2 separate regions of the Homo sapiens genome follow, and region 1 is linked to region 2. A link is a loop called in an ENCODE intact Hi-C map of the cell type or tissue named here. Cell type or tissue: HepG2. All regions are shown on one strand. Each heading gives the region's core, and the rest is flanking DNA. Links, peaks and the distances in the headings are about the cores only.

Region 1 (12,110 bases), core at 1,297-9,296, 450 kb before region 2:
TCATCCTGGGATTTTTTTTATAACATCCAATGCCCAATCCACACCTCAGACCAATTAAGTCACAATGTGTAGGGTTGGGTGACAAGCAGCAGTACAGGTGATCCTTGAACACGGGTTTAAACGCACAGGTCCACTTACACATGGCTTTTTTTCAATAAATATACTGGAAAAATTTTTGGAGATTCGTGATAATTTGAACAAACTTATAGATGAACCACATAGCCTAGAAATACCAAAAAATTAAGAAAAGGTGGCCAGGTACGGTGGCTCACGCCTGTATTCCCAGCACTTTGGGAGGACGAGGCAGGTGGATCACGAGGTCAGGAGATCGAGACCATCCTTGGCTAACACAGTGAAACCCCGTCTCTACTAAAAATACAAAAAAATTAGCCGGGTGTGGTGGCGGGTGCCTGTAGTCCCAGCTACTCAGGAGGCTGAGGCAGGAGAATGGCATGAACCCAGGAGGCGGAGCTTGCAGTGAGCCAAGATCGCACCACTGCACTCCAGCCTGGGTGAAAGAGTGAGACTCTGTCTCAAAAAAAAAAAAAAAAGAAAAGAAAAGGCTAGCCCTGTCATGAATACATAAAATATATTTAGATACTAGCCTATTTTATCATTTACTAACATAAAATATAAAAAGTTAAAATTCATCAAAACTTACAAACACAAACCATATAGCACATCATTCATAGTTAAGAGAAATGTAAACAAATGTAAAGATGGGCCAGGCACAGTGGCCCACATCAGTAATCCCAGCACTTTGGGAGGCTGAGGCTTAAGCTCAGGAGTTCAAGACCAGACTGGACAACATGGAGAAAGTCCATCTCTACAAAAAAATAAATAATTAGCCAGGTGTGGTTGCCCACACCTGTAATCCCAGCTACTTGGGACTGAGGTGGGAGGATCACCTGAGCCTGGGAGGTTGAGGTTGCAGTGGGCCAACGTCATGCCACTGCACTCCAGTCTGGGCAACGGAGTGAGACCTGGTCTCAGGGGGAAAAAAATGTATAGTGTTAAATCATAACTGCACAAAATTAACTGTAGCACATACTATACTACTGTAGTAACCTCTTTGCCACCTCCTCTTGCTATTATAGTGAGTTCAGGTGTTGCGGAGTATCCACTTAAAATGCCACGTGACACTAATTATCTCCACAGGAGCAGTTCATGGCCGCAATAAATTGCCTATCACAGAGCAAAAGGATCTCTCCCAGTTCTTATGTATTTTTTGTCGTGGTTAGTGCCATACCACAAACTTTGAATAACACCACAGGACCCAGATGAAGTGCCACTAGTGATGCTGGAAGTGATGACATTTCAAGAAAGCTCCTAAGAAGCAGAAAGGAGTCATGACATTACAAGAGAGAGTCAAATTGCTTGTTAGGTACCACAGACTGAAACCTGAAGCTGTGGCTGCCAGCCATTTCAAGATGAATGAATCCAGCTTAATCCACTGTTAAAAAAAAAAAAAAAAAAAAAAAAGAAAGAAAGGAAACTCATTAACCCATCGCTGCAGCTATGCCAGCAGGCATGAAAACTTCACACTTCCTGCAAAGTACCTTTTTTCTTGTTTTGAAAATGCAGCTTTCATGTGGGTAAAGGGTTGCTATAATAAAGGCATACTTACTGTCTCTAAAATGATTTGAGAAACAGCAAAGTCATTTCATGACAAGATCAAACAAAAGGAAGGTGAAAGATCTAAAGCTGAAGAAGTTAATGCCAGCCAAGGATGGTTTGATAATTTTAGAAAAAGATTTGGCTTTAAAATGTCAAGATAACAGGAGAAGCAGCTTCTGCCATCCATGAGTCAGTAAACAAGTTCCCAGCTGCCATTAAGTAAATTATTGAGCAGAAAGGACATCTGCCTGAATAGATTTCTAATGTAGATGAGAGTGCCCTGTTCTGGGAAAAGAAAAATGTCACCAAGGACATTTATCAGTAAGAAGAGAAGTAGGCAAATCCTTCACAGTATTCATGACAGAGCCAATCAAGAAAACCATAAAAGAGATTGTGGATGTGGCAAAAAAAAAAAAAGGTTGGGGATGAAGGGTTTCAAAACATAGATCTTAAATTCAAGAGCTAACAGACACCACACCAGAGGAATTAACAGAAGACAACTTGGTGGAGATGAGTGCTTCCAAACCAGTGTCAAATGACAAGGGAGAAGATGTAGAAGAAGGAATGCCAGAAAAGAAAATGACATCAGACAATCGAGCAGAAAGGTTCTGATTATTAAAGACTGCTTTTGACTTCCTTTATGACAAGGACCCTTCTATACAATATGGGCATTGAAACTAAAGCAAATGGTGAAAGGATTGGTACCATAAAGAATCATTTTTAGAGAAATGAAACAGCAAAAAGGTGAGACAGAAACTATGATAAATTTCCATAAAGTTACACTATGTGAGCCTGCTTCTCTTGCCTCCCCTTCCACCTCCTCTACTTCTTCTGCCTCTGCCACCCGAGACACCAAAACCAAGTCCTCTTTTTCCTCCTCCTCCTCAGCCTACTCAACATGAAGACCTTATGATGATCCACTTCCACTTACTGAATATACGTTTTCTCTTCCTTATGATTTTCTTAGTATTTTTTCTCTGGCTTACCTGATTGTAAGAATACAGTATATAAAACATTTGCCAGGCGCAGTGGCTCACACCTGTAATCCCAGCACTTTGGGAGGCCAAGGCAGGCAGATCACGTGACGTCGGGATAACATGGTGAAACCCCGTCTCTACTAAAAATAAAAAAATTAGCCAGGTGTGGTGGCGTGTGCCTGTAATCCCAGCTACTCAGGAGGCTGAAGCAGGAGAATTGCTTGAACCCAGGAGGTGGAGGCTGCAGTGACCAGAGATGGCGCCACTGCACTCCAGCCTGGGGGGTGACACAGCAAGACTCCATCTCAAAAAATAATAATAATAATAATAAAACACATAAACATGTGTTAATACATATCTTAACACACAAAGTATGTGTTAATCAACTGTTTATGCTATCATTAAGACAGCAGCAGGCTATCAGTAGTTAAGTTTTGGGGGAGTCAAAAGTTATATTCTGATTTTTGACTGCACAGGGGATCGACACCCCTAACTGCCAAATTGTTCGAGGGTCAACTGTATTTGTTTAAGCTCTTCAGTAATCAGGTGATTCCAAAGTGGACAAATTGGGGAACCCATGCCCCTCTCACGTACTTAAAACTATGCTTGGCATGGAGTGGATGCTCACTTAACAACTTGTTACAATTACTCAGAGTATTAACATACACAAAAATCGAAAGATGACCAAAACAGTTTGCCATTCTAATGATGGCTGGGGGATGGGGAAGGGCAGGAGAAAAAAAGAAACAGAAATACTGTTTTTCTCTTTGCACTACAAACCTTTATGTGAATGCTATGCTCACAGAATGAACATTTAAATGTCAGGTTAACGTAAGAGAAAAAAATTCTCATGAATCATCCTGCGAAAAACAAAAGCAATCCCCAGAATTTAAGAATCTTCTAGAGCTGTGGTTTTGTGGGTGTGTCTTATATATGGTGATTTTTTGTTTTGTTGCTTTAGTTTACTTTCAAATGCCACTAGAGGCATCCAACAGTAAACAATTAAAATAAGTATCTGCAAACAGTATACCAAGAAGCAGATTAAACAAAACAGATTACATTGACTAAAGAGTAAGAGCGTCATAAGTCACATGACTTCAGAACCAAAACAAAAGACATTGGAAGGACAGTATCCAGGAGAACATTAGTGAGAAACACTTGCATCATGTAAGAGCAATTTAATTAGGATAGAAATGTGTAATGCCTCTTAGGTTCACCTGCTCTCTAAGATGCTCCAAAGCAGCTATTATCAAACTTGGCTTCACAGCGGAGTCACCTTGGAAGTTATTAAAACTCCTAATACCCAGGCGAAGCCTAGACCAATTAAACTTCTAGGATGACACAGGACATCAGTATTTTTTAAGGCTTCCCAGTAGATTCTAATGTGCAGGCAAAGTTGAGAATGATTGTTCTGAAGAATCACAGCATTAAAATAACACTTTAAGGATTCTAGTTGGAAATTTTAACAACAGAAACAATTTTTAAAAGATTGCTTTTTTTTTCCCTACTACAAATATATTGAAATGGAATCTATAACACTATCTGATTCAAAAATAATGGGTTAGGCCCAGCACAGTGGCTCATGCCGACTATAATCCCAGCACTTTGGGGAGCCCAAGATGGGCAGATTGCTTGAGCCTAGGAGTTCAAGACCAGCCTAGACAACATGGCAAAACCCATTCTCTACAAAAAGTACAAAAATTAGCTGGGCATGGTGGTGCACGCCTGTAGTCCCAGCTACTTAGGGGGCTGAGGCAAGAGGATTTCTTGAGCCCAGGAGGTCAAGGTTGCAGTTAGCTATTATCTCACCACTGCATTCCCACCTGGGCGACAAAGTGAGACCGTGACTAAAATAAATAAAAAATAATAATGACACCAGGTTAAAGAAGGAAATTCAGAAGATAAGCTTCAACACACAAGGAATTCTATGGGGGTAAGACCACACACCATTCTGAAAATCCCATCTTATCTTGGCTTTACAGAAGTGAGAATATAATTTTTTACCATTAGGAAAGGATCCAATAGCAGCAGAAGGAACGCCAGCATATATTCCATGAAAACCACCAGCCTTACTAAATCCTTGGGGACTCTGCAGCCTGGTTTTAATGGTATCCAGAGGAAATAATATCAAGTCAACAGAAACACCTGCTACCCCACCAGCCTTTGAAAAAAAAAGAGGGAAGAAAAAGAAAAAAAAAAGGTTACAACAAAATAAGCTCTCGGCCACTTGGGGGCGAAGATAGGAAGACAGTCTTTAAAGCACATTTCTCATTCCTTTCAGTCCACAACTTCTGCGGCACAAAGGACCGTCAGCCTAAATCTACAAGTTTTCCTGGGAAAATAGCCATTATTGTGCTATATTTTTAAGTTGTAAATTTTATATTTTCTTTTTAAATCAATTTTTAATAAAAAAATTTTTAAACAAAATTTAAATTCATTGTTAATATAGTACTCACATGGTTCAAAAAGCCAAAAAAAAAAAAAAAAAAAAAAAAAAAGTCCAGATGTGGTGGCTCATGCCTCCCAGCAGTATGGGAGGCAGAGGTGGGAGGATCACTTGAGGCCAGGAGTTCAATACCAGCCTGTGCAACACAGTGAGACATCATCACTACAAAAAATAAAAAATTAAGCTGGGCATGGTGGCACATGCCTGTAGGTCCAGCTACTTGGAAGGCTGAGGAACAAGGATAACTTGAGCCTAGGAGTTCAAGGGTTCAGTGAGATGTGATCCCACCACTGCACTCCAGCACAGGTGACAGAGCAAGACCCTGTCTCTTAAAAATAAATAGCCAACAAGAACAACAAATAAACTTCAGAAAAAAGGTAAAGAGCTCAAAGTCTCCTTCCAATCTTGTTCCTAATAACTCAGGTAAACCACTTTTATTGGTTTCTTGCTGTATCCTTCCAAAGTTACTTTAAACATATATAAGCATGTATGAACATATAGTCTCATTTTCTTTAAAAAGAAAAGATGATGTACAATATGCACTATTCTGTACTTTTTTTAACGATTTATCTTTTCACGTCAGACCAAATGTTATATTGTTGTCTTAACTAATAAGCAGTGAATCCGAATTGACTCCTTTCAGACTGGAATTTTGAAACAGCTTATAATCTCTGTGAATCTGGATCTGTATTTTAATAATCACACATCTAAGGACTCATACAGTATTCTCTTTGCTTTAAATGTATTTGAAAATTCCTTGATAATTTTTAAATCAAGTGAATAAATTGATTTTTTTAAGAGCTAAATTCCTAAAGGAAATTAAAATCTGGCCCAAACTAGTCATCTCCCAAGAGATACCATGTTGCTTTGGGGAAGCTGTACTTTAAAAACTGATTAATTTCTGCTAAATGGATTTTGGGGGGAAAAAACTGATTAAGAACTAACTCTGTACCTCATGATTATAGTGACAAATATGTAGAATATTTTTAAACTCGTTACACCTTAGTCAAAGAAAACAGAAATTGACAAAATATGAACACGAAGAGCATCAAAGAAAGGCTAATACATATGAATCCTTACATGTGTGATTATTAAAATACAGATCTAGATTCACAAGGATCATTAGTTGTTTCAAAATGTGGGTCTCAAAAATGTCAATACAGATGCACTACTTACTAGTGAAAAAGACAAAAACATAACGTTTGTTCTGATACGAAAAGATCACCCAGATCTAAAGGCATCATTTAAAGATGTGAGTCAAAGTCAGTTTACAGCAGGCAGGCAGAGGCATTATAAAGAGGAAACTTTCCTACATAGTAATTTTTTAACTAAATTGCTATTTTTTGCTATATTTTGAAATCAGAACCATGTAAATACATTACCTATTCAAAAAGTAAAAATACACATTTTTAAACTATACATTTCATGACAAAGGAAAAAAAGATCATCAGTATTATTCAAACATACAATTGAACTTCAAACTGATTGTTTCCATCCTTCGAGTTTACAAAATGTGCAATGCTACAAAGCTTGGTACCTAGCAAATACTATCTGCTTTACTTACCGCTCACCATAAAACCATCCCAGGAGTTAACTTGAAAAATGAAATACTTTAATGATAAATCCAATACCTATTTTCAAATTAACTAGCACAGGTTAATTATTAAAAATTAATTTACACTAGACAAGTACATTACTATAAATAGTAATACTATACTTCATGATCAGCCCAAAGACATTAAAGAAGCCCAAAGACCCTGAAGTTCTAATCTGCAAATTACCTAAGAAGACGTCACCCAAAAGGGCACAGAGATGTGCCAGTAGAGAAACCAAGTAGTACCAAAAGAATATCCAATAACGTGGGATTTCTTTCTGGATATAAAGGTGGCCTTCCCTAAGTCATGGGAAAAAGTTCACAAGTAATGTAGGAAAGTAAAAAGGCCAATTGTCAAAACTCTTCTTAATTCTTGTTTCAGGATTTTTATAAAATTCAGTAAGTAGAGCCGGGCATGGTGGTATGTACCTGTAATCCCAGCTACCTGGGAGGCTGAGGCAGGAGGATCGCTTGAGCCCAGGAATTTGAGATTACAGTGAGCTATGATTATGCCCATGAATAGCCACCACGCTCCTGCCTGGGCAACACAGGGAGACTCATCTCTAATAATAATTTGGTAGGCAAATATTTTGCATGCCTCCTCGTTTTCTCAAAATACAGAGAGAATAGAACCCTGGCGAAAATGTCTCGTGCGACTAGATTATTTAAAAACATGCTGCACTTCACTCTAATTTTCTCTTTAATCTTAGGAGAGAATTCAGAGAAGTGCTATCTACTGCTAAATTTTAATCAATAATTACTCTTTCAATCTAGTTGGCTACCTTACATGTATTGATTCTCTAACCCTTCTTTCATCACAATTATTATCTTCTGAGGAAAAAAATGACCAGATTCAATTTACTTGTCTGGTAAAACATCACTCAAGGATTACTAAACGCTTCTATCGATTTCAAACTTCTATATAACTCAAATGTCATTTAAATTCATGCGACTGAAAAAAAAGAAAAACAGCTAACAGAGAACCTGAAGAATAAGAATACCTATATATTTATCCACACAACCACATATTTCAGATTTAAACAAAATCCTTAAGGAATGCCTATATCAATATTGTTTTGTATGTAATTATGTAAAAAATATATAAGCCAGTAACAACCTAATTATAAAGAACTCCATCAAACTCTTTTATTCTTTAGCCTGAAAATGTTATTTTGCTATAATCATCTATCAGAAAGTTATCAGGCAAGTGATTCATTTCATAATTTATGGTAGCTTATACCGAAAAGTTCTAACTAGAAAAAAATCCAAAGAAATAGGACATAACCCAGATAACCAGCAAACCTTGCTACAGCATCACAATGTATCGAGACCTCAATATCTTATAGATAAAATACATGTCTCTACCTTAAGTTAATAAACGTATGAAGTGTTGGCAGACTGTAGAGAGGAAGTGCCCAATTAGTGCTCTGCAATTACTCTGAGAAGTTATAGGTCAGAATTACATGCTATAAAACTTTTTTTCTCAAAAGGAGGAGGGCACACCATAAAAACAGCATTGCTGCTCCCCTCTAGGGCAAAACCAAACCATCTGTGTAATGTAACTAAGCAAAATTAATAGAGGCCACTGGCCTAAACGACAGCTAAGAAGAGCCAGCCATAACATTAACATGGCTTCTCAAGGGAAACATTCCCGACAGTCTCGGTTTCCTCCACCATGAAGTTGCCACCCATGACTTGAACCACCATCTTCCTCACTGCAGAACTGCCACCTCTGCTTTCTGACATACCTGTCGTCTTCCCCACTTCCCATTCATTCTCCCTGCAGTGCTCGCTGCCTCTCTGTACTAATCATTTTCATAAAATCCAAATTTCATCTTGCCACTCTCCAGCCTATAAATCTTCCAAACTTTCCAACAGCCCCGAGGATGAAGAAGAAAATCCTAGCACAGCCTTCCAGGCTCTGGAGGTTCTGGAGCCCCTCCAACTCCCAAAACTCGCACTATGTGCCCTTTGTTCAGTCCTTTCTTTCCACCTGGATCTTTTCCTCTAAATCATCTGATCTTCCTCATTTCAAGGAGTTTGTACAGATGCCCCCTAATCTCCAGTTCAGGTTTAGATCTTGTTGTTTCCAAGCACTGAACACAATTTTAATTACATAGTTTTGCCTCTGACCATTTGTTCAGTACCAGTCCAATTAAACCACAAGATCTATATCTGTTTTGTTTACTAATATGTTTCCAGCACCAGCACATATTAATAGGAGGCATTCAATGGCTCTAATAAAGGGTTACTATCTATATTTTAGAAGGCACTACAAATCAACCTTAAAAAGGTACACTGAATTTTTTTCAAAAATAGCAAAAGACAGGACCAGGCAATTCCCAAAAGAAAAATATAAATGACTAACAAAAATATGAAAATATGATTCTCTGTCATTATCAAATAAAAACAAAATGTTTTCCCAATTAGAAAAAAATTAAAAATATGAAGAATGGGTACAGGCACTGTTAACGAAAACATTACCATAATCTACTGGAGGACAATTTGGCAAAATGAACATTTTAAATTATCAAACCTTTGATCCAGTTATTACTAAGCATTTCTTCCACAGAAATAAATGCACAAATATACAAGAATGTCTACTACAGCATTTCTGTAATAATAAAAAATTGAAAACAACCTAAAAGTCCATCCACTGGGGCCCTGTTAAGTAAATTAAGCTATACACAAATAATGAATTGCTACATAGCCTTTAAAACAACAAGGTAGGCTGGGTGCAGTGGCTCATGTCTGTAGTCCTAGCTGCTGGGAGGCTGAGGTGGGATGCTCACTTGGGCCCAGGAGTTTGAGGTTGCAGTAAGCTATGATCACGCCACTGCCCTGCACTCTAGCTTGGGCAACAGAGCAAGATCCTGTCTCTAATCAAAAAAAAAAAAAAAATGAGGTAAACCCATACTTATTGGCACAGAAACATACACTATATTCTTAAATTAATCAAATTAGCTATAAAACAATATATGCTATATAATCCCATCTTTTAAAATGTGTAACTATTTGTATATGCATAATTAGAAGTCTGGAACATAAACAGTAAATTGCTAGAAATTATTGCCTCTGTGGAAAGAGATTCAGGATGAGAAATACTACTGTTAATAATATTTCTTGTTAATTTTTTAACAATTAATTTTTAAATAATTTTTAACAATTTTAAATAACAAGAATTATTAATTTTTTAAACAACCTTGTTAATTTTTTATTTGCTCAAGTTTTGTAATGAATATTACAAATATATAAAAGCTAAGCCATTCAAAATTCATGCTTCCCCTGGGGAAAAAAAAAATCTCTAATTTACTGGTTGTACTTGATATATAGAAGCCACTCAGCAAACGGTAACTAAGAACCTCAACCTACTGACCCTAAGCTACCTCCTCTGCAGCTTCATGAAGCTTCACCCTCTATAGACCTTGGAGTGTTCAACCAATCTGACTACTCGAACATCTCAAACACGTCCTGAAACAATTTATTTTTTGAGATGGAGTCTCACTCTGTCACCCCATCTGGAGTGCAGTGGCACAATCTCAGCTCAATGCAACCTCTGCCTCCCAGGTTCAAGCGATTCTCCTGACTCAGCCTCCGGAGTAGCTGAGACTACAGGCACATGCCACCATGACTGGCTAATTTTTATATTTTTAGCAGAAGCAGAGTTTCACCCTGTTGGCGAGGCTGGTTTTGAACTCCTGACCTCAGGTGATCCACCAGCCTTGGCCTTCCAAAGTGCTGGGATTACAGGCATAAGCCACTGCACCCAGTTGTTTCCTAAAACTTCTCATTCCTGTGCTTCTGCTTAGGTTTTTCTCTCAGTCTAAAATTCTGGTTTTTTTTTGTTTTTTTTTTTTTTGAGACAGAGTTTTGCTCTTGTTGCCCAGGCTGGAGTACAATGGCACGATCTCGGCTCACTGCAACCTTCACCTCCCAGGTTCAATTGATTCTCCCGCCTCAGCCTACCAAGTAGCTGGGATTACAGGCGTGAGCCACCATGCCCGGCTAATTTTTTGTATTTTTAGTAGAGACAGGGTTTCTCCATGTTGATCAGGCTGGTCTTGAACTCCAAACCTCAGGTGATCCGCCCACCTCAGCCTCCCAAAGTGCTGGGATTACAGGCATAAGCCACCACGCCCGGCCTAAAATTCCCTTCTTATCCTTGTCTCCTGCCTATTGCAGCCAGCAAACCACCATCGCCTCCACCCCCCTACATACATACATGCACACACACACCCCTGACAAAATCCTCTCCGTTCTTAAAGCTGCAACCCAATGCCACATTCCTCATAAAGCCTTTCCCAATTTTCCAGTCAGAATTAAATGCTATGTCCTTGACTCTAGTATATAATGTTGTTTATATTTCACTTTTGGTACTAACCATCACTCTAGTATATAATGTTGTTTATATTTCCTTTTGGTACTAACCATCATGTCTGACGTTTAGATCCTTCAGAGTAGAAACCAGATCAGTCACCTGCCTTCCTAAATATCTAACCGAGTGTTTCTTATATAGCAGGGGTGCTAAAATAGAAACGTGGGATGATGAGATAACACTTTGTAAAAAGAGGAAATGTTCAGAAAAAATCTTGCAGTCAAGCACTGCTTGGTGGTCCCTGTTCTGGTCTGCCACAGCATGTGTGACAATCAAAAGTCAGGGTCAGCTATCTGCTGCTATTCTTCGCAGCATTCCTCAGCCACCATGACCACTTTGTGGAATACTCAGGGGGACTTCTCCAGAAATCTCTGCTTAATATTACCTCCTAATGGAAAGAACTGTGTACATTCAGTTTTTTTTTTAGTGAGGCTATTCTCAAGAATACAATAATAATGGTTCTAGAATCTGACTCGATTATTCTTCCATTTCTCCAGGAATTCTTTCAAATTAAGTATTGCCTAAGAACACAGCTTTGCCATCAAACAGATTTAGCTTCGGTTTCAACTTGGTCTTTGTATTAGTCTGTTCTCACACAGCTATGAAGAAATACCTGAGACAGGGTCATGTATAAAGAAAAGAGGTTTAGTTGACTCACAGCTCCGCACTGCTGGGGAGACCTCAGGAAACTTACAATCATGCCAGAGGGCAAAGGTGAAGCAGGCACCTTCTTCACAGGGCGGCAGGACACAGAGAGTGCAAGAGGGGAAATGCGAGACACTTATAAAACCATCAGATCTCATGAGACTCACTCACCATCAGGAGAACAGCATGGGGGAACTGTCCCCACGATCCAATTACCTCCACCTTTGGTTCGTCCTTGACACATGGGGATTATGGGGATTACAATTCAAGATGAAATTTTGGGTGGGGACCCAGCCAAACCATATCAGTCTTCTTAGGGAAACTAACCTCTCTAAGCCTTTGTTTCTTGACACATGAAACAGGGAAAAGAGTACCTATACTTCATAGAGTTTTTGAGAATTAAATAAAATAAATGAGAACTAAACACAATCAGATGAACCTGTTATATGGTTAGCA
Region 2 (12,110 bases), core at 2,189-10,188:
TACAGGCATGAGTCACCGTGCCAGCCTGCACAATCTTCGTTGTACCAGCCTTGTACAACTATAGAACCGAAAAGCACAAGCATGTTCCCCCGCGAGGCTGAGGTTGTTAGCTGAAATGTCATGATGCTTTGGGTCTGGGCTACCCCTTTCCCACTTTATTAGCTTGAGCTTGACACTTTTTTCCTCTACAGCTGACTCCAGAGGACTTATAAAATGCTACCTTATCAAGATCTAACTCTGTGTTGTAGGAAAAATAGGCCGTCTTTTTGTCTTCTGCCTAACCATTCAAGAGCATTAACCCTTAAAATGGCCATCTAATTTGGCTTTTAGTAAAAGGAGAAGGACCATTACTGGACTTCAAAGGGGTTGGATTAAAAACTTGTGGAGTCTAGGTTAATAAAAGATTTATTTAGGCAGAGCTTTGCTGGACAACTATTTTGCAAGGAGGCCTCAGTGGACTTCCATGTCTTTTTTGTTCTTTCCTTCCCAATTATGTGAACTGTTGTAATTAAGAAGGCAATAGGATCAGAAGGTCAAACAAATCGTTTTATCTTTTATTTTCCTTTTTTCTCACTATGGGCCAGTGGTCTTATAGTTCTTTTTAATTTTAAGTATTGCATCTTGGCTTTTAAACGTTGGGTTTATTTCGTGAAATCGGGGTAAGCGTAAACTTGCCTAGCCTGTTAAGCACATATACAACTAGTTTTCTTCCCAAGTAGTTGTTGGCTTTTTAAAAAGAAAATCTTTCTGTTAGACATCTTTAGTTAGGTCTGTAAGTTTTGAAGTAAAAGACATGCAATACATTTAATACGTTAATAATCATTACTGATTCTGCTTATAATGTTTCTGATCCTGAGCACTCTGGGCAAGAGCTTTATCTCATGGACTATGAGATTTTTGTTTGTGTGCAGAATGCTTCCTTTTTGTGGAAAACAGAACAAAGACAGGAAAATTTGTCCAAATTATTGAGATTGCATATTGCTCAAGGACTTTTGAAAAGGAAACTTTTTTTGTTTCTGTTTTTGTTTTGTTTTTTTCTAGGGAGTCCTCCATAAACCCCACCTAGTGCTCATCAGTTTTAGGTCCCTAATTGCAGCCATAGGGCCGTGGGCGAGGGAGATCCCGGCTAAATCAGCCACTTTACGTGCTTCGGTTCTGTCCTTTAATACTTAAAGTGGCTCAGTAAGTTTGGGCTCAGAGACTTGGATTTTATTTCTGAATTTTCCTTAGACTGGCCAATTAACTTTAACTTACCTAACTTCTCTGGTGATCATCTGCCTCAAGTGTAAAATGGGAATTGGCTAAAGGATTAAATGATACTCAGTAATGTTTGGAACTGAGGGGCCTTATAGCCAAGCAAAATGTTCCTTGTCCTGGAACTGTAGAATGTAGTGGGGAGATTTCAGGGTCTATGCCATTCTCTTGGCCACCCCGGTATGATTTTCAAGGGCTTTTATTACAGCCTAGAGGAGCTCTTGACTGGGGAACGTTAAGCATCCTTTGGGAGTGGTGGGGGTGGGAAGAATACCACAGGACTGGTGGCACTATCTTACTACTTTATGTACTTGCTTTCCTTTCTTCCCCACTGACTGGACATTTTGGTCATTATTTATTTATTATCATTTGTTTGTTATTTTTTTAGAGATAGAGTTTTACTCCCACCCAGGCTGGAGTGCAGTGGTGCGATCATAGCTCACTATAGCCTCCACCTCCTAGGCCCCAGCAATCCTCCCGCCTTAGCCTCCTCAGTAACTGGGACTACGGGTGGGTGTCGCCAAGCCTGGCTAATGTTTTACATTTTTTTTGTAGAGATGGGGTCTCACTATGTTGCTCAGGCTGGTCTTGAACTCCTGGCCGCAACGGATTCTCCTGGATTGGCCTCCCAAAACACTGGGATTATAGGCAAAAGTCACCATACCTGGCCTCATTATTTATTTTTAATTTTTTGTTTGTTGTGTGAGCTTGGGGCTTTGGGAATAAATAAACTTCTCTAAATTTTCCTTGTGTTTTCACTGAGCAACTCCCACACATAATGGTTGATTTATGGCTAGTATTGAGCTAATATTATTTTCCTTTGAGGCTGCCTCATTTCTCTGAACACTGATTTATTTAATGCTTTCTGAGACACTTCAGTTTGGTGTGGGTCACAATAAACAGAATGCAAACTGGAAGTAATTTAGAGTGAGCTACCGTAGAGATGATTTTATTGCCACAGAGGGTCTTGAGTGCAAGCCAAACTTTGAACTGTGAGCAGACCTCTGCAACGCAGCTGGTGATGGGGTGTGTTAGGATTGAACTTGGGCATAGAACTGCAAGAGCAGTTCCCTAGAATAGCTTGAAATGAATAATCTAAAATGCATAGGGGAAAGTGGTCATAATGTAGGTACATACTAGCCACTGGCTTCCAGAAGGAAGCAGCTGTTATGGTGGCAAGTAAATGATGTTTGGAATTAGACCAGAGTTCTGTTCCTGAGTTCAAGACCTTGGCTAGTCCATTCTCCTTTAAATAAAAATTATTATTTGTAAGATTGGGATGAGAAAGCGTGTGGGATCATTGTGTGATTCCCAGGACAAACTGCATTTGAAAAACATTCGAAAAACCTTCAAGCACTTGTAACATATGTGTGACTTGCTAGTCCTGCCCTCATGGGCTTTTGGAGATTTTTTCATCATTGTTTTATGTGAGTTTACTTGGGCACAGTTGAGTTTCAATTTATGTTAATTACTTCTGAGACTTCTGGTTTGACCTCAAGGAAACCTAGAAAGGTCTAGTAAAAGTGGGGGAAGAGGAAAAATGCAACCTGTAACTTTGCAGGCCATTGCAGGGATGACTCCCTAAGGATCAAGACTAAATAAACTTTTTTCTTGATTGGCTCATGCTTACTTTCTTAACCCCGTCACTTTCCATGCTTGGTTTCAACCATCCTGAGCTCTCTCTTACTTCTTGAACTTGCTGAGCTATCATGTCTTCAGTCCTTGGCACAGGCTATTATTTTCTGAGAAATATGCCTTTCTCCCCATATTTTAACGGCTCCTAACATTCAGCGGTGTTATCATATCCATTTATAGTTATTTTTAACCACCCAAGGCTAATTAGATGTTCAACCCCTGTGTTCCCATAACACCATGAACTTGTCCCTGACAGTCTACTCTGTTTTATTATTGCTCATTTATTTGTCCATCTGGCCTACCAGGCGGTGCAGTCCCAGAGGGCAGGGAATGTGCCCTGCTTGCTGTTATATTTCCAGCATCTAGTATAGCCCTCAGTTACACGGAGTAATTTTGAGGAATATGAGTGAATGATGTGTGAGAGTTAGTTCCCTTGTCACTCAAACACAATGTGTTTTGGCATTCTATTTAAAGTTTCTGGGCTGCCTAGAACCGACTAAACATAACATCTTTGTTTTGACAGTAGACTGTTCACTAAAAAAACGGCAGAGGAAGACTTTTCAAGTTGAGTTTATCATTTGGTGATCCGGTTTCTTTTATACTATGTTGCTATGAAAATGCTCCAGTGGCTTATAAACTCGAGGTGTCTTAAAGATGACCGGGCCCTGTGTCTGTAAAAGCTCATCCTTCACCCATTCATCACATCCCAAATGAAAAACCTTTCAGAGATTGCCTTTCCATGCCTAACTTTTGTTGTGACTGAGCTTAGAGTAAAAGTTTTTGTAACTGAATGTGGCTTCTGGGGAGGAAATAGGGGCAGTTTTATTGTTGTTCCATAAATTAGTCTGATGTCAGACCCCTTGAAACATGAGATAGGAGAAGAATCTGGTTTCCTCTAATGAAATGTTGTGTGCTTGTGGCTTAGTAAGAGGTGCATTGATGGAAAAACATTAAGTAGGAATACAAAAGGTAACACAATGAGAGAGATGTGTTGGTCAGCATTAAAAGATTCTTGGGGTCTTGCGCGGTGGCTCACACCTGTAATCCCAGTACTTTGGGAGGCCGAGGCGGGCGGATCACGAGGTCAGGAAATCGAGAACATCCTGGCTAACACGGTGAAATCCCGTCTCTACTAAAAATACAAAAACAAAATTAGCCAGGCGTGGTGGCGGGCGCCTGTAGTCCCAGCTACTAGGGAGGCTGAGGCAGGAGAATGGCGTGAACCCGGGAGGCAGAGCTTGCAGTGAGCGGAGATCGTGCCACTGCACTCCAGCCTGGGTGACAAAGCAAGACTCTGTTTAAGAAAAAAAAAAAAAAAAAAATTCTTGGGCCAGGCGTGGTGTCTCATGCTAGTAATCCCAGCACTCTTGGAGGCTGAGGTGGTAGGATTGCTTAAGCCCAGGAGTTCAAGACCAGGCAACATGGGGAAACCCTGTCTCTACAAAAAATACAGTAAGTTAGCTGGGTGTGGTGGCGCATGCCTGTAGACCCAGCTGCTTGGGAAGCCGAGGTGGGAGGATCACTTGAGACTAGGAGGTTGAGGCTGCAGTGAGCTGTGATCATGTCATTGCATGCCAGCCTGGGTGACACTTCAGTTTGGTGTGGGTCTCAATACACAGAATGCAAACTGGAAGTAATTCAGAGTTGTTGATTTCAAGGCAAAAAAAAAAAAAAAAAAAGTTATGATTGGCTGGGCGTGGTAATCCCAGCACTTTGGGAGGAAAAGGTGGCCAGATCACCTGAGGTTAGAAGTTCGAGACCAGCCTGGCCAACAAGGCGAAATCCCATCTCTACTAAAAATATAAAAATTAGCCGGGTGTGATGGTAGGCGTCTATAATCCCAGCTACTCGGGAGGCTGAGGCAGGAGAATCACTTGAATCCAGGAGGCAGAGGTTGCAGCAGTGAGCAGAGGTTGCAGTGAGCCCTGATTGCACCACTGCACTCCAGCCTGAGTGACAGAGCGAGACTCCGTTTCAAGAAAAAAAAAAAAAAAGTTAAGATGACAGCAGGAATAAGGGGGAGGTCGGGAAGGATTCATGGCCTAAAAAATTACACTTGATTTCACACAATGTCTCTGTGAACTTGTTTCAGAGATAGTTATTCAGTGAAATGATTGTGATGTTTGGTATGGGTGAAAAGAAATATTTTGATGTAGTCTCCAAGGTAGGTGAAATTTTTTCTGAAATTTAAGAAATGTTGATTTCACTCATTCATTCATTTATCTCATTCATTTAATAAATATTTATGGAGTGCCAATTATGCTAGACATGGTTCCAGGTGCTAGAGATAGAACAGAGAACCAGAGACCACGTATTTATAACATGTTTCATTTCCTGTGATGATTTATATTATCTCACTGAATTTTATCCTAAACAAATAAGTTTGTATAACCTCTTGTATGACAAGAAGTGAAGGAAATGAATGCAGTGCAACATTATCCGTAGTTTCTGTTACTGAAGTTTAATTTTAAACATTTACTTTTTATCTGTGTATAAGTCATGATTTTTCAACCTGTCACCAACCTTGGTGACACTATTGTCTTTAATGTGTTGTATGAAACATACTAATACCTCATTCCGTCCAAGAAAAGGGGGAAGAATGAAATCAAATTGGTAAATAGGACCCCTGTATGTTAGACACTCGGTTTTCTGTAGCTGTGAGGAAAGCGCCCTCTTGTGGTTATATATGCTTCTCCTACAAATACTTCTTAAAACACCTACTTCCTTAAATAAAAATTACTTAGTAAGTAACTCATGAATACATATGGGATACAGAAGTTAAATCACATTTTAAATAGCGGTATTGAGATATAACTAATATGTCATACAATTTATTCATGTAACATGTACAATTTAGTATTTTTAATAGATACACAGCGTGTGCGACTATCAGTATAATCTAATTTTAGAACATTTCTGCCCTCTCCAAAAGGAATCCTATATCCATTAGTAGTCATTTCCTTCTCTGCCCTCCACCGCCACCCTCTCAAGCCCTAGGTAGCCACAAATCTCTTACAGATTTGCCTATTCTGGACATTTCATCTAAAGGGCATTGTAAAGTATGTGGTCTTTTGTGATGTGCTACTCCACCTTATCTTGTTTCAGGATTCATCCATGTTGTAGCATGCATCAGTGCTTCATTTCTTCTTCCCAAATATTATTCCGTGGTTTGACTATACCACATTTTTTTTTTTCTTTTCTTTTTGTTGTTGTTGTTGTTGTTGTTGAGACGGAGTCTCGCTCTGTCGCCCAGGCTGGAGTGCAGTGGCGCGATCTCGGCTCACTGCAAGCTCCGCCTTCTTGGTTCACGCCATTCTCCTGCCTCAGCCTCCCGAGTAGCTGGGACTACAGGCGCCCGTCACCGCGCCCAGCTAATTTTTTGTATTTTTAGTAGAGACAGGGTTTCACCGTGATCTTCATCTCCTGACCTCGTGATTCGCCTGCCTCGGCCTCCCAAAGTGCTGGGATTACAGGCGTGAGCCAACGCTCCTGGCCCTACCACATGTTTTTTATCCAGTCATCAGTTGATAGGCATCTGGGTTGTTTCCACTTTTTGACCTCTTATGAGTAATACTGCTATGAATATCCACGTACTAGTTTCTGTGTGGACATATGTTTTCATTTCTCTTGTATGCATACCTAGAGTGGGATTGCTCCTAGGAATGTGGTAACTCCATGTTTAGCTTTTTGAAGAACTCCCAGACTGTTTTCCAAAGTGGCTGTACTATTTTGCATTCCTACCAGCAATGATGAGGGTTCCAATTTCTCTGTGTGCTCATTACTCCTTGTTATTGCACCTTTTTTTTTTGAGATGGAGTCTCACTCTGTTGCCCAGGCTGGAGTGCAATGGCACAATCTCAGGTCACTGCAACCTCCACCTCCCAGGTTCAAGGGATTCTCCTGCCTCAGCCTCCTGAGTAGCTGGGATTACAGGTGCCTGCCACGATGCTCAGCTAATTTTTGTATTTTTAGTAGAGATGGGGTTTCACTGTGTTGGTCAGGCTGGTCTCGAACTCCTGACCTCAGGTGGTCCATCTGCCTCGGCCTCCCAAAGTGCTGGGATTACAGGCAAGGGCCACCACACCTGGCCTGCACTTTTTTTAAAATTAATTTTTTTTTTTTTTTTTGGTACAGGCTGGGTGTGGTGGCTCACACCTGTAATCTCAGCACTTTGAGAGGCTGAGGTGGGCAGATTGCTTGAGCCGTGGAGTTTGAGGCCAGCCTGGGCAACGTGGCAAAACCCCATCACTACTGAAAATACAAAAAAAATTAGCTGGGCATGGTGATGCACGCCTGAAGTCCCAGCCACTCGGGGAGGCTGAGGTGGGAGGATTGCTTGAGCCAAGGAGATTGAGGCTGCAGTGAGCTCTGATCGTGCCACTGCACTCCAGCCTGGGTGGTGACAGAGTGAGACCCTGTCTCAAGACAAATTTTTTTTTTTTCTTTCTGGAGACAGAGTCTCATTATGTTGTCCAGGCTTGTCTTGATCTCCTGGCCTCAAACAATCCTCCCACCTGCCCTCTCAAAGTGTTCGGATTACAGGCGTGAGCCCCTGTGCCTTGCCTTATTTTGCCTTTTTGATTGTAGCCATCCTAGTGGGTGTGAAGCGGTGTCTTGTGGTTTTGATTTACATTTCACTATTGTGTAATGATGCTGAGCATGTGCTTCTGAGCTTATTGGTCCCTTGTATGCCTTCTTTAAAGAAATATCTGTTAAAATATTTGTCCTATTCTTTCTTTTTGTTGTTGAATTGTAAGAGTTGTTTTTTTTTAATACATTCTGCACACTGGACACTTATTAGATATGTGATTTGTAAATATTTCCCCCAGTAGGTTGCCTTTTCACTTTCTTGATGGTGTTGTTTGCAACACCAAAGTTTTTCATTTTGATGTCATCCAACTTCTCTTTTTTCTTCTTTTTTTTGTTGTTGTTGTTTTGTTTTTAAAGGTGCTTTGGGATTATATCTAAGAAACCATTGCTTAACTCAAGGTCATGAAATTGATTTTTCTCTTTTTTTTTTTTTAAGAGTTTAATAATTTAGCTCTTACATTTAGGCTTCTGATCTGTGAAATGACTTTTCACAGATGGCCCAGTACTAATAGTGTCTGGCTCAAAGGTTGTGAGGACTTAATAAGATAACACTTATATTGCAAACATATTAAAAGCTCAGTAGATGTTAACTGTTGTAGGTATTACACCTGAAAACAAATCAACTTGACTAAACAGAGTCCTTCAGTATATTATGTTTATACCTAAGCTACAGTGTTGAAAAATGAACCTTTCATCTAACTTTTTTTTTTTTTTTTTTTTTTTTTTTGCTTAAGAAATCCATATACTTTAAAAAATAGTTTTTATTCTCCTTTGGTCCAGAAGGGTTAGGAACAATAACTCAGTAGTTACTTCCTGTATTAGTTTCTTATTTGCTGCTGTAACACTTTTTCACAAAGTGAGTGCCTTAACACACATGTACTTATTATCTTACAGTTCTGACTGGTGATGCTGGGCTAAAACCAAGTTGTCACAGGGCTGTGTTCCCTTCCTAAGGCTTTATGGGAGAATCTGTTTCCTTGACTTTTCCAACCTAAGGACATTCCTTTCCTCCATCTTCAAAGCCTGCTAGCAACGTTGTATCCTTCTGTGCCATTCATCTACAGTCTTATCTTTTACAGATGCTTATGATTATATTGGGCCCACCCAGATAATCCTATTTAAAGGTCACCATAATTAGTGACCTTAATTCCCCTTTGTCATGTAACATAGTCACAGGTTCTGGGAAGCAGGATGGGGATATCTTTGGGGTGATTATTCTGCCTATTATGCTTACTAATGATAATTTCTACAATCTGTGATTGACAAGTGTTTCCCTTTGATAGTTAGGGTCTCTAGACTTGGGACATGTGATAAATGGACATGAAATGCATGCCATCCCCCAGAATATATGGGAAAGTGAAATCTACCAATCTGCTCAGGAGACCCCTCTGTTTACCAGCGAGTCTGTTTTTACAGAACAATCTTAGGTTTATAGTGAGGGGGGGTTCCCCAGTCAGATGGTTCAGACTTCCACTGACTGACTTCAGGAAAGCTGCCTGTACTCTCTGTGTTTGCGTAGTTGCAGAGTCAGGGTGATGGAGATTAATGAGAGAATCAGTAGAAACCTTTAGCAAATCTCTTCCGTGGTAGCTGTTATTATTATAGATGTTGCCATTATTGGCCAGAAGCTATTTAGGATCTTGTAATGGCCTCTCAGCCATGAGATGAAAACTGAATTATCTATAATACGAGTTTAATGTCAAGTCAATTTCATTATATCTTTGGTCTTTGAAAAGCGGCAGTTGCTATATAATTTGTATAATAATTTTTTAAATGAATCTATTTCTGTGAAACAAACCACTACTGTATTTAGTTTTAAAAAACCTATTCCATGCAGCAAACCACCACGTACGTGTTTATATATAACAAACCTGTACATCCTGCACATGTACTCCGGAACTTAAAAAAAAATCTATCCATTTCCTGATCAAGGTAGATAGGCATTTGCGAAGATGAAACAATCAAATGTTCAGATGATCAAATGGAGCCATTAGCAACTACTGCCTAGCACATGTAAGTATACTCAATGAATGCTGTCAGATATCTTGTATTGTGTCAGTATCTGTTTGGGAAGGCTCTGTGTGCAGGTACTATTCTGTTTTCCATCCGAACTTTTAACTTTTAAATTTTGTTCTTTTTTTTTTTGAGACAGAATCTTGATCTGTCACTCAGGCTGGAGTGCAGTGGCATGATCTTGGCTCTCTGCAGCCTCCGCCTCCCAGATTCCAGCAATTCTCCTGCCTCAGCCTCCTGGGTAGTTGGAATTACAGGCATGAGCCACAACGCCTGGCTAAGTTTTATATTTTTAGTAGAGATGGGGTTTCACTATGTTGGCCAGACTGGTCTGCCTGCCTTGGCCTCCCAATGTGCTAGGATTATAGGCGTGAGCCACCATGCCCAGCCCATCCAAACTTTTAAAAAATACAATATGCAAAGTAGTGAAACATAAAACAGAAAAATCACCCGTAGTCATGGCCCTTACATAGTATACCATAAGCAGTGCAAATCCCTTCTTCTGCCCCATGTGGGCTAGATTCTTTTCCTTCTCATCAACCCCCTTCTGTAACCCATGGTTGATAATGTGGTGGCCATCCTTCCTTAATTTTCCTACGTTTTTTATAATCAAGTCTGCAAATGAGCATAAACTGTATAGGGGGCTTATTCATCTGTTGGATCAAAGTAATGATTTATTTTTAATGTTAAAATTTTTTTTCAAAAATGGATTCTTCACTCAAAGAGGAAACTTTAAGTCAGCTGTTAACCATTTCTGACCCTGTGTAATATTGAGTTTGAGTATTGAGACTTTCTGTGAATACATATGCAAGTTAGCTCTCCAGGGCTCTTCTCTCAATAGTTTTGGACCTCATTGTTAGTCGTTTGAATCTCCTTAGTACTGTGGTTATAGAACTTTTGCTTTAAATCTTCTTCAGTGCTTTTGCAAGTATTTAGGCCAAGTTGGTAATTTCAGAATTAAGCATTGACTGAAATTAATCAGTATATCTTAAGATGACAGCATAGGCTGGGCGTGATGTGTCACTCCTGTAATCCCAGCACTTTGGGAGATTGAAGCGGGGGGATCACTTGAGCCTGGGAGTTTGAGACCAGCCTGGGCAACATGGCAAAACACAGTCACTACAAAAAGTACAAAAATTAGCCAGGGCTGGTGGTGCATACTTGTAGTCCACAGCTACTTAGAAGGCTGAGGTGGGAGGATCACCTGAGCCCACAATGTCCAGGCTGCAGTGAGCCGTAATTGCACCAGTCCACTCCAGCCTGGGCCACAGAGTGAGATGATGTCCCCCCTGCCCTTCCCCCCCCAAAAAATTGATAGCATGTTCTCAGATCTCAGGACCACCCCCTTTTCAAGTTTGTCAAATGTGTTAGGAAACTAAGGACTGTGTTACAAGTGTCATTTTTTTTTCTTTGTTAGTGCTGTTATTTTCATGATAGTAAATGTTCCCATCACATGTAATCGATAACAGGAACTAGCTGGTAAGAAAAAGGTTAGAGTTACTTGCTACTGCTTTTGCTTAACAGCATACTCGTCACTTTCCAAAGATAGATCTTTTTTGGAGACCTTAAGGAATCAAGATCTTTCTCTCCATGGTGCGAATAAAATTCATTAGACTATTAGACTGTTACTTTAAAAGAAGCCTTGTGTTGCCACAGGAGAACTTTTCATCTAAGTAGACTTATAAATCTTTAGTTGAGTTTTTCTGGGAAGGGGCAGAGGCTATCAAATTAGGGGATAAATCTGTCAAGCGATTGTGCAATTCTTGGTCTTAGAAAGTTCTGAGATTCAACTTTACCTTTCTAAAGTTTGCTTTTTAAATCATCTCACAGTTCCTTATGCAAGAACACACAGGCAAAGAAAACTGCATTGCTGGGTTGAAGATGAATTATTTTTGGAAAAAAGTTGAGTGCTTTAGTGTATGGCATCTGATATAGTCCCCTCCCGGCCCTTCTTACCTTGGGCTGAGCCCTTCCAGAAGCAAATTTGGGACTTGCTTGTGTTCTCTTGAGACCAGAATATTCTATTTGTGCACATTTACATGGAGAAGAGGGCCACTCACATTAACGCTGCCAGAGCCCTGGGTGTGATGGAAGAGGTCATACTGGCAGTAATGTGTACTGAAGCGTAAACTTAATAGTGAAGAAAAAAAATGAGTGAGGCTAAGTGGTTATTCCTGTGGAATTCTAGAGCATGACTAAGCAAAGTACAACTTTTGGAAAGTCAAAAAATTTTCATTTTGTGGGTTGCTACAGGGTTTCTTTTCCTATGCACTGGTGACATTTTGGACTGGATAATTCATTGTCTGGGGTTTGGGAGCAGGCAGCTGTTCTGTGTGTTGCAAGTTATTTAGCAGTATCCCTGGTCTCGACCCCTAGATGACACTAGCACCTTCCTAATTGTGATAACCATTAATGTCTCTGGACATCCCCAAATGTCCCCTGGGGGGTATAACTGTCCCTGGTTGAGGACCTCTGGAGTATATTGGAATCTTTGGAAAATTATTAATAGGAACTTGATCCAAGATGCGAGTTGTCTTTTTAAAAGTCATTAAAAGTGAAGACACATTTTGACTGGCTTCAGTCATCTTAGTATTTTTCTGTTTGGCAAATATTAAGAA

Evidence for each region. Hi-C counts contacts between places; a loop is a spot of excess contacts. Peaks named below come from ENCODE experiments on the same cell type or tissue, not always from the same donor. Only the 100,000 strongest peaks of a DNase experiment are listed, where the experiment ranks them.
Region 1: it touches region 2 in a loop (5-fold over the local background); 2 of 110 quality-filtered maps call a loop at or near these places.

The regions. Positions count from the first base shown.
Region 1 is chr3:66,229,189-66,241,298 of GRCh38, reverse strand. SLC25A26 (solute carrier family 25 member 26) reads right to left here. Exons shown (of 10, transcript NM_001379210.1): 2 at 4,599-4,755. Among named protein-coding and RNA genes, the nearest start is that of SLC25A26, 14 kb to the right of the region's middle. In HepG2, for the core only: a CTCF peak has its summit at 4,833 (motif pointing right); no DNase peak of the experiment used is centred there.
Region 2 is chr3:65,778,710-65,790,819 of GRCh38, reverse strand. All of the region lies in intron 1 of MAGI1 (membrane associated guanylate kinase, WW and PDZ domain containing 1), which reads left to right. LOC107986018 (a long non-coding RNA gene) reads left to right here and starts at 8,208. Exons shown (of 2, transcript XR_001740441.2): 1 at 8,208-9,492. In HepG2, for the core only: a CTCF peak has its summit at 5,544 (motif pointing left); a DNase peak (open chromatin) is centred at 5,539.